2 separate regions of the Homo sapiens genome follow, and region 1 is linked to region 2. A link is a contact called in ENCODE Hi-C or POLR2A ChIA-PET data. All regions are on one chromosome and are shown on one strand. Each heading gives the region's core, a stretch centred on a gene start or an enhancer-like site at or near the end of the contact. The rest is flanking DNA. Distances are from core to core; before and after follow the strand shown.

Evidence for each region. A loop is a pair of places that touch in the nucleus more often than their neighbours do. ChIA-PET counts read pairs that join two places held with the same protein, here RNA polymerase II (POLR2A). Pooled maps may share reads with other maps.
Region 1: a pooled map shows a loop between it and region 2 (19-fold over the local background). The contact joins two enhancer-like sites. A Hi-C loop is called at or near these places in 1 of 50 pooled maps. POLR2A ChIA-PET finds 5 or more read pairs at or near these places in 2 of 52 experiments (PC-9 and activated T-cell).

The regions. Positions count from the first base shown.
Region 1 is chr2:181,787,153-181,793,655 of GRCh38, forward strand. No RefSeq gene overlaps it. Among named protein-coding and RNA genes, the nearest start is that of ITPRID2, 100 kb to the right of the region's middle. RefSeq lists an enhancer at 3,571-4,770. Within about 2 kb of position 4,284, at least 9 of the 41 ENCODE cell types and tissues checked have a DNase peak (open chromatin) inside an H3K27ac peak, as active enhancers do.
Region 2 is chr2:181,138,801-181,144,687 of GRCh38, forward strand. All of the region lies in intron 1 of LINC01934 (long intergenic non-protein coding RNA 1934), which reads left to right. Among named protein-coding and RNA genes, the nearest start is that of LINC01934, 18 kb to the left of the region's middle. Within about 2 kb of position 3,936, at least 3 of the 41 ENCODE cell types and tissues checked have a DNase peak (open chromatin) inside an H3K27ac peak, as active enhancers do.

The sequences.
Region 1 (6,503 bases), core at 3,034-5,533, 650 kb after region 2:
CTGAGGCTAACACATGCCAGTGTGCAACTCTGGGGGCTCAAAGTGCAGCAAAAGGTGACTGTTTTCTGTGGGAGTGTGTGTGGAGCTTGGAAGCATGACCTGGGATATCCACACATGGTGAGCAAGGCCCTTCCTCATATGAGACAGAGAGAGTGAGCATGGAAAAAGAAGGCTGTGGGTGTCGGCAGGAGAGAGAGGAGGGGGTGGAGAATTCTAAATTTCAACTGTCCTTCAAGTCATTATGAAGAGAGATTTGTCAAGGTAGAGGATGAGACATATTCCAGGAAATTAGGTAGCTTGATTTATAACATTTAAATATTTGGACATAGGTATGCAAGTCTCCTCTGTGCTCCTGCCCAGGCCTGTGGATGCTGGGGTAGACCTGTCTGAGGTGAAGTGATCACCACTGATACCTCTTCAGCACTAGGGAGGGCTCTAATTCCTCTTAGCGCAGGTGACACCAGTCTGTGAGTTTAACAAGATCTCCTTGAAGGCCTGGAAATAATATAAGTCTAATACAAAGTAACCAACAGCTATTATCAGTGGTGGTTACTTAGGATTCACAGACCCAACTGGACTGCAGAGTTCCTTACACACTCCCACAGCTTCTGGGATCATGGAGACCAGCTCAAACCCACAAATGGGAGTCTCCAGACACCTCCAAACACTAGTCTAGGCCTGTTTATTGTGGTTCCTGTTGTTTTAAATGAAGTCATACTTGTTTCATTGATTGACAGTGGCACTATCTGTTTCCTTCAGATGAGATACCACTTCCCCCTCAGCCTCTACTTGTGTGTTATATGACAACAGTGGCCTGGAAGAGATCATCACAGTTGTTCCCCTTATTTATCAAAATCCCGATTGTTTTATTTTAAACAGCACACATCTGAGCTAGTAACAGTTTGGTCCAAGCAGCAGAGCACAAACCCAACACCAATTTCCTGTCACAGCCTCACCTGCAATGGGAGATGGGAGAACGATGAGATTGATAGGTCCCTCCTGTCACAGCCTGGTCTCAATTCCTAGACTCCTGTGAACAACTATCTGGATTAAAAAAAGACAAACTAGCTGGGCACGGTGGCTCATGGCTGTAATCCCAGCACTTTGGGAAGCTGAGTCAGGTGAATCGCTTGAGCCCAGGAGTTTGTGACCAGTTGGGCAACATGGTGAAACATTGTCTCTACTAAAAACATAGAGATTAGCTGGACGTGGTGGCATGCACCTGTAGTCCTAGCTACCTGGGGAATTGAGGCATGAGAATTGCTTGAACCTGGGAGGTGGAGGTTGCAGTGAGCTGGGATGGGCCACTGAACTCCAGCCTGGGCAACAGAGTGAGACTCCATCTCAGAACAAAACAAGAGACACAAACCTTCCAAGAACAAGATTTTTTTTTTTTTTAAATCATAAGGCAGTCTAAACTAAGACTAGGGCAGAGAAGAATTCTCTAAATCTCCAGGGCTGAAGTCTGCTAATAGTCTCAATTATGGAATCAAGTAGAACTGAATATATCTGTCTGAAGCAGCAGCACTTGGGTTAAATTTTTATAATCCAGAGATTCCTGAAAATATGGGTTTCCATCTATATCTTCAAGATTTTAAAAGCTCACCAAAGTCAATTCTCCCAGAGCAAAATGAGGTATAAACTGCCCACTACCCCTCTCGGCTTGTCAGTTTTCAATCTTCAAAATTATTGGAATCAAATATCCACTATACATAATTAAATATGTGTACTACTAAAGACATTAGTATTTATTACTAACATGAATAATATCTGTCCTGTCTGTATCATGCACCACTGTGAGGCCTGAAAAAAAGGGGATGTAGTGCAAGAGTAACACAGTAGCACTAGTAATACCATCAAGCAGGGATAGCCCAAGCGCAGTACTGTTACACACATGGTTTTGAAAAGCAGGTTGCAAACCATAAAATGATCCAAAGGTTAGGTAATTCTGTCACCTTTCCCTTCCTTACTGAGGCTAGCTGTTCTGGTGAACATATTTGGATTCAATTCAATGTTTTATTGAGTGTCTTCTAAGTACAAGTTAGTATGATAGGTGGTGAAACTCAAACTATCCCCTTGGCTCAAAGCAACATTTTCAATGTTACTGCTCAGCCGCACTTATACACAGCCTGGAAAACCTGTAAGAGCTCTGCTGCTGCTGAAGACCAAGGATTTCTTTTGTTTTTCTCCATTTTCCTTAGTCATTTTACATGAACAGGGAGAAAGAATGTTAGGATCTTCCTTCATCTAACAAATGAATCATTTTGTTTTGTTAGCATGAATACTATCTGGAACATACAGCTATAATGGTAAAGACTGAATTCTAGAGTCAGCAGACCTGTTTTCAACTCTTAACAGTTGAGTTATTTAACATCATCAATTCAATTCAGACTTTGATCGTATGTCAAATTGGATTGAGGATAGGATCTATCTCATGGGAAGGCTGTGAAGATTAAGGGGGATAACAAATATGAAGTATGTAGCGCAGTAAGGACTCAAATATTAATCATTTTAAATTAGTAATTGTATTATTTCTAAACTGGGTGCTTGCTAAAGAAGATACACAGATTGTAAAATGAGATCTCCATTGTCAAGTATAGAATCCTTCTACATGGAATAAGCTGTACACCAATAATGTCATTTACCCTAAGAGACATATAGAAACTCTTTGTTATCCAGAATGCCATCTATGCAAAATATATTTAAGAGATGGGAAGTGAAAAATGAATCAATGCAGCTAAACTAGGTACCAGACAGTACATATATACCTTGTACAAGTGATGGGTCCAAAATAGTAGATGACTAATTGCCAACAGTAGATTTTTGTTGTAGTTACCTACAAGAGTAATCATGATTCTTCTCATGTGGCACTATTATTATTGATCTTTCACAGAAAGAGTCATGTTATCCATGCTCATGTGCAATGGACAAAGCTTTTCCAACTTCGTCCTGTTCTAGATGTTACATGCCAGAAGTTCACTCCTGCAATCAGCAAGTGGGACACAGGTAGAGAAAGACAGAGATTTCAAAGCCACACAGACAGAGCAGTCATTCCCAGACAGTCACTAACTCCACACCCACATTCAGTAGAGAGCACTGAAGGAAAGCCTTATCTGCACTTTCGAAGCTGATACGACAGATTTTAAGGTCTATCACTGAGCATCTGTGGACTCAGAGATAGAGAATGTCCTGAAAAATAGTAATAAGGTCCATGATAGAAGGAAATAACATGAGCTAAAATACACATAAAGGATTTAGAAGAGTTCTGCGAATGTGGAAAGTCCTTAAGAAAAGTGAGCTTTTATTATTATTTTTTGTAGGAAAAAAGCGACTTGGACCCACAAAACAGCAACAATGGAAACTGGACAGCTGAAAAATATGTAGAACCATTGGCAACTTAGAAATTTAGACCCCCAAATCACCAAAGAATATTTTATTTTTTCAACAGAACAAATTCCTTAGTAGATAGGGGCACTTGTAATACACTTGAAGACTTTCTTGTGGTTGATTTCATGTGTGGGTTAACTCTAAAGTAATCTGCATATACAGATTATTCCTTAGTTTTAAATTTGTCATCTTTATAAAGTTCCAACCTAAAACCCTTCCAGGTATTATTACACCCGAGAGTATACGGATCTACCTTAGCTGTTAAAGTCTGAGGGCCCACCCAGAGCGGGCAGATCAGATAAGCACGTCACCCCACAGGAAGCTGCTTTCAGTTGTTTGCTGGGGCATGCCTTGGTATCAGTCACAGATGTTACTCAAAGATGAGACCCCTTCAGCCCTTATTCAAAGCCCTTTTACTCTTCTTTGTTCCAATTCTGTAATAAACATTTATCGAATTTTAGATACTGACAAGGCCAGGAATATATGTCTGGCCAGCCACAGCCAGGTAAACATCATACGCAAACTAAAAGACAAATGCAGTCAGGGGAGCTGTGAACACGTTCAAGCCCCTGAACTATGACCTGTGCTTTGAGTTCTGTGTGAGACTGAAAAAGACAAACAGAAGAGTTGCCTGTTAGAGATAGTTTTGTTTTTCTGGTTTTAAAGATATAATCCTTAGATTTGTAAATCATTCTTGGTAAGGGGGAGACACTGCTTTCCAGTTGTCTACCATTTCACTTACCTGAACTTTTTGAATGCACAGTCCTATACATTCTTTGTCAGTACATTGATTTTAAAGTCGTTTTATAAAAGTTAATGACTCACGGGGCCATCTGTGCAACTTAAACACAATGGCAACCTATGCAGGTGGTTGCTGTGTGTCATATACTGTGCCTGCTGTGTATATTTCTTCTAATTAGTCATACATCCTGAATCAGTTAAGGATGACTGTGGTGAGAAATACAAATCATACCAGGACTGCTTTTAGCCTGACCTATGGTGAACTTGAATGAGTAAAGTACTCCCTGGAGAGAAAATTGCTCACTGTATAGGTAGGCGTACTCCTTTCTTTCAAGGCAACAGGATACATTTAACAACAAGGAAAAAGGAGTTTATCAAATATATCCTGAGTAAGACCCTTTGGTGGCGGGTTGTTTTTCAGGCTCAATTTCTTGGCTTCTCAGATCTATCCTTTAGAAAAAAAAAAAAAGAGTAGTCCAAAAGCTGAAATTCATCAAGAAACATATCCTGTTCATGAAGGAGTCCTAGTGGAGGATGGAAACAACTTTAATTTAGGTTCTAGTAAGCAGTCTGGGATGATTTTCAGATAAACCATGAAGCCATCAACTTGTATTTAATTTGCTGTCATAAAATTTAATTACTCTCAAGCAAAACAAGTTCTAATTAGATGTGATATGAAAAAATTAAAACACAGCATATTAACAAGTGAAACTGATCTCTAGATAATAAAAGTGAGAGAAAGTACATATTGAACTTAAGGAGTGGTCTGGAAAGAGTACCAACAACTAAACGAGGAAAATTTAGTGTGGTCGTGGTAGGAGGAAAGGTAGCCAAAGGAAAGAATCCTGTGTTAATGAGCCTCTGGTCAGTGACTGAGACTGTAGAAAAGAGTAAAAAATAAAATGAAAAAAGTCAAAGGAATTCTAGGTTGTCTGCACTCACCTCATTATACAACAGATGAAGAAACTGAGGCCTCTCATGGCAAAGTGACTTGTTCAAGGACACAAAGCAAGACAATGTTATTACTAAGGCATATGTGTGTCCTCTTCTTCATTGTTAGGTAATGTATGCTAAAGTATAGTGGGCACTGTCTTCATATTTGGATGTGAAGAGAGGCAGTTTCTAGTAGTATTTAAGATGATAGGTAGACTACCAATAAAATAATTTGCTAAATATACATGATACTCATTTAAAATAGATTCCTTCTACCAGTAATGTCACAACTGGTAGTGTATGGAGGGTTTTGTCCATGTAATCCAAATTTGTGGCAAATTTTAGAAATTTTTCTTGGGAAAGGATATTTAATAAGAAAGTGATACAAACTTGAAATATAGCTTTAACAATCAATAAATTATCTAAGTACTTTTAAATGGACTGGAAGACCGAAGAAGATGTACAGATGGCAAACAAGTGTATGAAAAGGTGATCAACATCATTTGTCACTGGGAAATTAAAAATTAAAACAACAATGAGATTATACTACACACCTATTAGAGTGGCTAAAATTCCAAAAACAGATAATATCAATTGCTGGTGAGGATGTGGAAAAAGGAACTCTCATTGATTGCTGGCAGAAATGCAAAATAGTCTAGCCATTTTGGAAAGCAGTTTGGCAGTTTGCAGGAAGCTAAACATAGTCCTAACATATGATCTAGCAATTGTTCTAGGTGTTTACCCAACTGAATTGAAAACTTATGTCTACCCCCAAATCGCCATGCAAATGTTTAGAGCAGCTTCATTCATAATTGTCCCAAACTGGAAGCAACCAAGATGTTCTTCACCAGGTGAATGAATGAAAAAAAAAAAAAAAAAACTATGGTACATCCATACAATGGAGTACTATTCAGTAATAAAAAGGAAATGAGCCATCAAGGAATGAAAAGACATGGATGAATTTTAAATGCATATTGCTATGTCAAAGAAGTCTGTCTGAAAGGCTATATGCAGTATGATTCCAATTATATGACATTCTGGAAAAGACAAAACTACAGAGATGGAAGCAATTAGTGATTGCCAGAGGTTTGGTGTGGGAGAAGGGGAGCACAGAACAAGTGCGGCTCAGGAGAAGTTTTAGAGCAATGAAGCTATTCTGTATGGTATAACTGTGGATAAGTGTCACTATGTATTTGTCAAAATCCATAGAAATGTACAATAGAGAGAGGAGAGCTTAATGTATACAAATTAAAGAAAAATCATTTATGAGGTTGGGAGAATCCCAAGATGAAATGTCCAACATGACAAAGATTGTAACTGTATTACAAATGTGTGAAACAACCTCACTGTAGGTTTTATAGGGGAAGGTTACTGACCTAAGTAACTGGAAATGAGTGAGGCCTGTATGACTAAAAAAGATGGCAAAAGAAATTATACATAAG
Region 2 (5,887 bases), core at 2,686-5,185:
AAAGTCAGAGAAGAGTAGACTTGAGGACAATTTCAGGTAAGAAGTGTGAACAGGAACAGCAAGAGTAAGGAGACAGAAAGTGAATGCAGATGGTCAGGAATAGAGGGAGGAAAAACAGATATGAAGTAGGGCTATCCAGGGAAGAAAAGTCTCAAGAAGCTGCAGTTGGTGGACAGTGTATATTGCCACATGATGAGTCATTGCATTTGGAAATTAGGTGATGGTTGGAGGCTGTGGAGAATGGAAATTCAGTTGAATATATGGATAGAAGCCAAATTCTGGGAGGTGAGGCCAACGTGAGAAAAGTAAAGATTAAAACTAGCCCACGTCCTCCTCAAGTTTTAAGTAGCAGTTCCAATTCCACTTCCTACAGGAGGTCTGGGCTGAGTCTTCTGCTGGCAGATGCTTCCCGAGCACCCTGTACTCTTCTTACCATGTCACTTATTAGACCTTTATTTTATTTATTATTTGATTCTGGTTTTCCTGCAGGTATAGGGCAAAGACCACATCTTTATTCATAAAGCATCTAGCACAGTGCTTGGCATATAGCAGATGCTCAATACATAAATTTTAGTGTTAACTCATTAGGAGAATAGTTTGAGAGAGCCACATAGTTATGTTTTCAACTACAATGGAATCATTCAGAAACTTCCTCAATAGCATCCTCATGAAAAGAGGAAAAGACAATAGATTGAAGCAAATTTTTCAAGTCAAGCAATAGAATTAAATAAACAAACAAACTTGAGGCACTAATGCCTTAATGTTGAGATTACAGCAAATGTTAAAATGGAGCAATATAGAGAAATGAATGAGAGAGGACCATGGCATGAGACAACAGTAATTTAAATTCAGGCTGTGTTTATCAGATTTGTAATGTGAAACTTGCTTAAGTTGTGTGAGCCTCAATTTCTTCATCTTTAAAATGAAGATTAAAATCTAGTGGTAATATAAGGATATATGCAAAACTTGTATACAAAGCAAATGCTTAAGAAATATTGAATATTATAATAACTACATCTATTTTCTAGTTTCCATTTTTATTTAGTTTAAAATTGTTGAATTTAATAAACTAAAAAGAAACTTTCCAAATAATGCTGATAGCCAGGATACAAAAGTTTTCCTGTTTTAGACTTGTTAATGAGAGAATTGTGAGTTTCTACAGAAAAGAACACTGTCTTATCCTCCAAATTATCCTTCATATCCGGCAAACAGTATGCACTACATATGGAATTTTGGCATCAAAGAGACAATAAGTATATGAAATATTCATTTTCCCTTACTTTTTTGTCTCCCTTTTGCAAGTGTTCTTTCATATGTAGAAAATTAAACCACCATGCAAAAGAGTGCAGTCTCTGATGAAAAGCTGAGATAAGTATGAAATTAAAAGTTTGAACGACTTAAAATGAAAATACTGAAAGAAGCCAGTTATGAGGTGGTTGGTAAGTCTGCACCCTTTTGACATTGCTTGCCAACTCCAGTACTTGTCTGTTAGATAATAACTGCAATTACTCTACCTACCATCTAACTCTCAGAGTCTCTGTTGATTATTATAGATAGCTCAGGTGTCATTTTATAAAAATTGGAAAACAAATTGATTTTGTTTTTCTGCACCACTACCATCAAAAAGCAGTCTGTATGCCTGTCATTAGCAGAACTGTGTATATAATTTACACATAAAGCTATCATAGACTTATCCCAGACAGTATGCCAGAGGATAATGTGGAAATTATGCTCTTTTGTGTAACTGGGAAGGTCTCCAAGAAGAGTGCCATTTCTTGGAACAGCAGAAGTCTTTTCTCACATGAGCTAGATGACAGAGGAGTGTTATGCAACTCACCCATGGATGCTGGCGGCCAAGTGACACCCAGAATTCTGATTCTGCATTATGTAATTGGAAATCCCTGCAGTGCAGTAACTTTTCAATGTGCAGGATGATCTAAATTAATGTCTCCCTTCTACTCAGGGAGAACTAGACTGTCAATGATTTCATTTGATGTTTTTTTGTTTTTGTTTTTTGTTTTTTTTTTGGGAAGAGATAACATTAGAGAAAATTGTAATGAATGTTTCTGCATGTCTGTTTTGTGCCGTTCCTTTTATTTTCTCACATCTGTGAGATTGTGAGCTTAATGTATTTTAGGTGTGTGTGTGTCTGTGTATGTTTACATTTGCTCAGTTGCTGTGAAGTACTAAGAAGGTGCCTTGGCTATTATACATATCACTTTTGCATATAAAACATGGTTGCTTAGTGGCCAAAACGTGGGACATATTCTTCCTATGGCAACAACTAGGTCTTTTGGCACACTCCAAAGATGATGCCTTTGGTTATTTTGCAATTGTTACTGTAGGATCTGTTGCCTGTGACTCTCTTAACTTCCTGAATGTGTTTTCCTTTCTTTCAACCTGAAGTCAAAGGCATTACTACTCTTTGACCTGATTTCTCATACATGAGTGTTTACCTATGACATTTTCAAAATAAAAATGTGTTTCAATGAAAATTGTTCCCTTTGGTTCATTTTCAGTGTTGTTTTATATTAATACTAAACAAGGTCTTTTACCTGGAGGAAAATAATACTGATTATTTAGAAACTGGCATTTTAACTGTTCCCTCATGACTTCAAATGCATATGGGATCCTTTTACCCACGATTACCCCTTGCTTTGACTCTTTAGATGTTTTAAAAGGGAAATGTCTTTATATAAAAAATGTGCCTGGGCAATGAAAGAGAAGAATGTATATTTTGCAGAAAACCAAGCTCTTCCTCCATCACTAGCAAAATTTCTAGCTCAGTCTAATCCTCCACTTTCTCTTTCTTGAATTCCAGCAACAACCTCCCAGCTTGTTTCTCCATAGGTACTCTGACGCCCTCTAAATTGTTGTTTGCATGAACAATTCATATTTGATTATATTAACCCCTTCTTCTCTTCTATATACCTATGCTTAAAATTCTTTAATGGTGTTCCTTTGTCCTTAGGAAAAGAAGACAAACTCTTCAATATGGCTTACAAGGCTTGGCTTCCTTTTCCAGCCTCATCTCATTCACTCCATGCTTTCCCTTTTCTGAGCTCCAGTCTCACTTTCCCTTTTTCATGCCCTGAAAGCCCCATGCTCCCTGTTACCCACACGTAGCTCCTTGTACTTTAAACATGATTGTTCGTAGCTTTCACTCTGTTAGTTTCATGGTTTCTTCAAATACTAACTAAGTTATCACTTCCACAGAGAAGCTTTCCCTCTCCAACATAATTTGTTTTTTTCCCACAGAATTATATTCCCATAGCACTGGCTTTTTCTCCTTTATATCACTTAATATAGATGAAAATTTACATTTATTTTGTGTAATTACTTTAATATTTATCTTTCTTATTACACAAAGGCAGGGATTATGTTTTTCAGTTTTTGTTTGTTTGATTTTGCTTAACTTTGTATCCCACCACCTAAAATAATGCCTGCAATGTGGTAGCAGCTCTATAAACACCTTTTTTTCTTCAGATAAATGAAAAAAAATGAAATCATATGGCAAGAATTTGAAATAAATCTTTACTAAGTCTACTGTGATTATTTAAGACTAGAAATTATGGCCATTAAGCTACCTAATTGTATTAGAGTTTTCTTGGATCAGATGATTTTGGCAAACAAATTGAACTTGAAAGAGGGGATTGCTGTAATTTCATCTGAATGGACTCTACATGGAAAGTGTCTTGACACATGAAAGAAGACGAATCTGGGATGGATGCTAACCTTTTTGGTCTTCACAAATAGAGATTGGGAGTTGATCAGCATGTCCAAAATGCCAATGTGAGGAAATATGTAGTCATACTGTAACAACATTTATTGAGTTATTACTCTGTGTTAGACATGCTAAGTTCTAAACCTGTGTAACTCATTTATATTCTCAGCAGTCTTCTGAGATGTTCGTAGTATTGTCATCTACATTTCATAGAAGAAGAAACTGAAACAGGTTAGGTAACTTACTCGTGGTCACAGAGGTAATTGGTGGATTTGAGGATTCACAGGATTCTAAAATCGAGTTGCTGCACTGCCTTCTTTAAAAAATTAACATTTTTGAGTTTTGTCTAGGAAGTGGGAGTAGGAAATGAACAATTTGTTTTGTCATAAGTAGAAGTATGAGAGGAACACTTATCTTTAAGAATAAGTGCAGACTTTTTGCTCTCCTCAAAATATCATCTTCATTATAATTCCAAAAATATAATGAAAGAAAAATTAAAATGATAACCTATCTTATTCTTACAATTAACTTAAGATTTTTTTGAGTTATTTCCATCTATATACTGGAATCTTAATACTGACCTTGGCATTAAAGTCCAGGTAGTATTAATAATATGAATGTTACATTTGTGTTATTATTCTACAGTTTATTAAGTGCTTTTACTTATATAGTGGATTTAATTCTTCTGAATACTTCATAATTATATCCATTTTAATAATATGAAGGTGAGTGTTAGAGCTCTCAAGCATACAGTAGACGGCTAAGTTAGGGCTAGCCTATAGATTCTCTGACTTTGGTCCAGCACGAAGGCTTTTCTATGACAAAGCCCTTTAAATGCATGAAACTTATAGAGCCATCTTCTTCTGGAATACATATCTGCATATAAAGGGTCTGAGCACTACTCAGCATATGCTGAAATATTTTGTTGCAATGTGTTTTGAGTTCTGCTGTGAAATTTTAGTAAAATTGATTAAACAGTTTTTCCTATGGAAAAGAGAAAAATGAAATCATTTTAAAAAGAGAATCACCATTCAAGATACACACACATATACATATTTTCTTCATATATACTTTATACATAAGCATTAGTATTTATTTTACAAGACTGCAAAAGAATTATGATTAACATTTTCTTCAGAGCTCATTAGAATCATGATTTCTAGTAAACAATAAACTGACCTTAATGTTGCTATTTTCTTATTGTTAGCTGCTGGGAATAACAACAAATACAAAACATTTAAATATATGGTAAAACAATTAAAATGGCATTTTTGTGATATGTCATATTAAGGCACAAAGGGCAGAGTTTTTAATGTAATAATTATGGCCTTTATTTTCCTGAAAGTTTGTTTTCTTCAAGTTTTCTTTTTAATCTTGCTCTGTTTACATCAAAGCTTTAAAACTATCTTCAGTGTAACCTTAGCACAGGAAATGAATGACAGCAGGGTAGCTGGTCTGACCTCAAGACCTCCATATTTTTACTTTGAGGGCCTCAGCGCTCACATGTACTGAAACTCTACCAGCATATAGCAAAGTGCAGTGAAAATAAAATCAGAAAAGACTTCCTCAAGGTTGTTTTTTTTTTTTTCATAGCCCAAATAATAGTATCATGTGCATTTCCCATCAGGTTTGGTTTAGAATTTTCCATACTGTGTTTATATTGATACGTTGCCACAGTGCCTCCTACTGTGGTAGGAAGTTGGGAAATCTATGGTTGTATAAAAGTATGATAAAGAAATGAATTCAATTTTATTTTTAATTAGAACATCCCTAGATATAAACTGATAAGGTCAGCCAGGAGTTGTATCAGAATTTGCAGTTGGTTATCTAAAATCAAAATCGCAGGAGGCAATGTTCCTATGTTCTAAGTTGAAAGCTGAAATGTTGCAATGTTTATGTTTTTTAGCAAAATACAGTAAGTAGTTCCTTTTTAACAGTTTTGACCTTTTCAAAGAAATTAAAGGCCAGAAAACCTCACATGTTGTTGTAGTCCTCCATCGGTGAAGCAGAAAATGTTATCAAGTATTGTATGTCTTGTTTCTGGTGTGGTCTTTGCAACACAATTGTGAAAAGCCTTTGCTACTTGGGAAAAGAGAAAAAACCCTGACGCTGAACACGTGACAGATAATAGCAGTGAACATGAGCTCAGAGACCTGGGAGGGA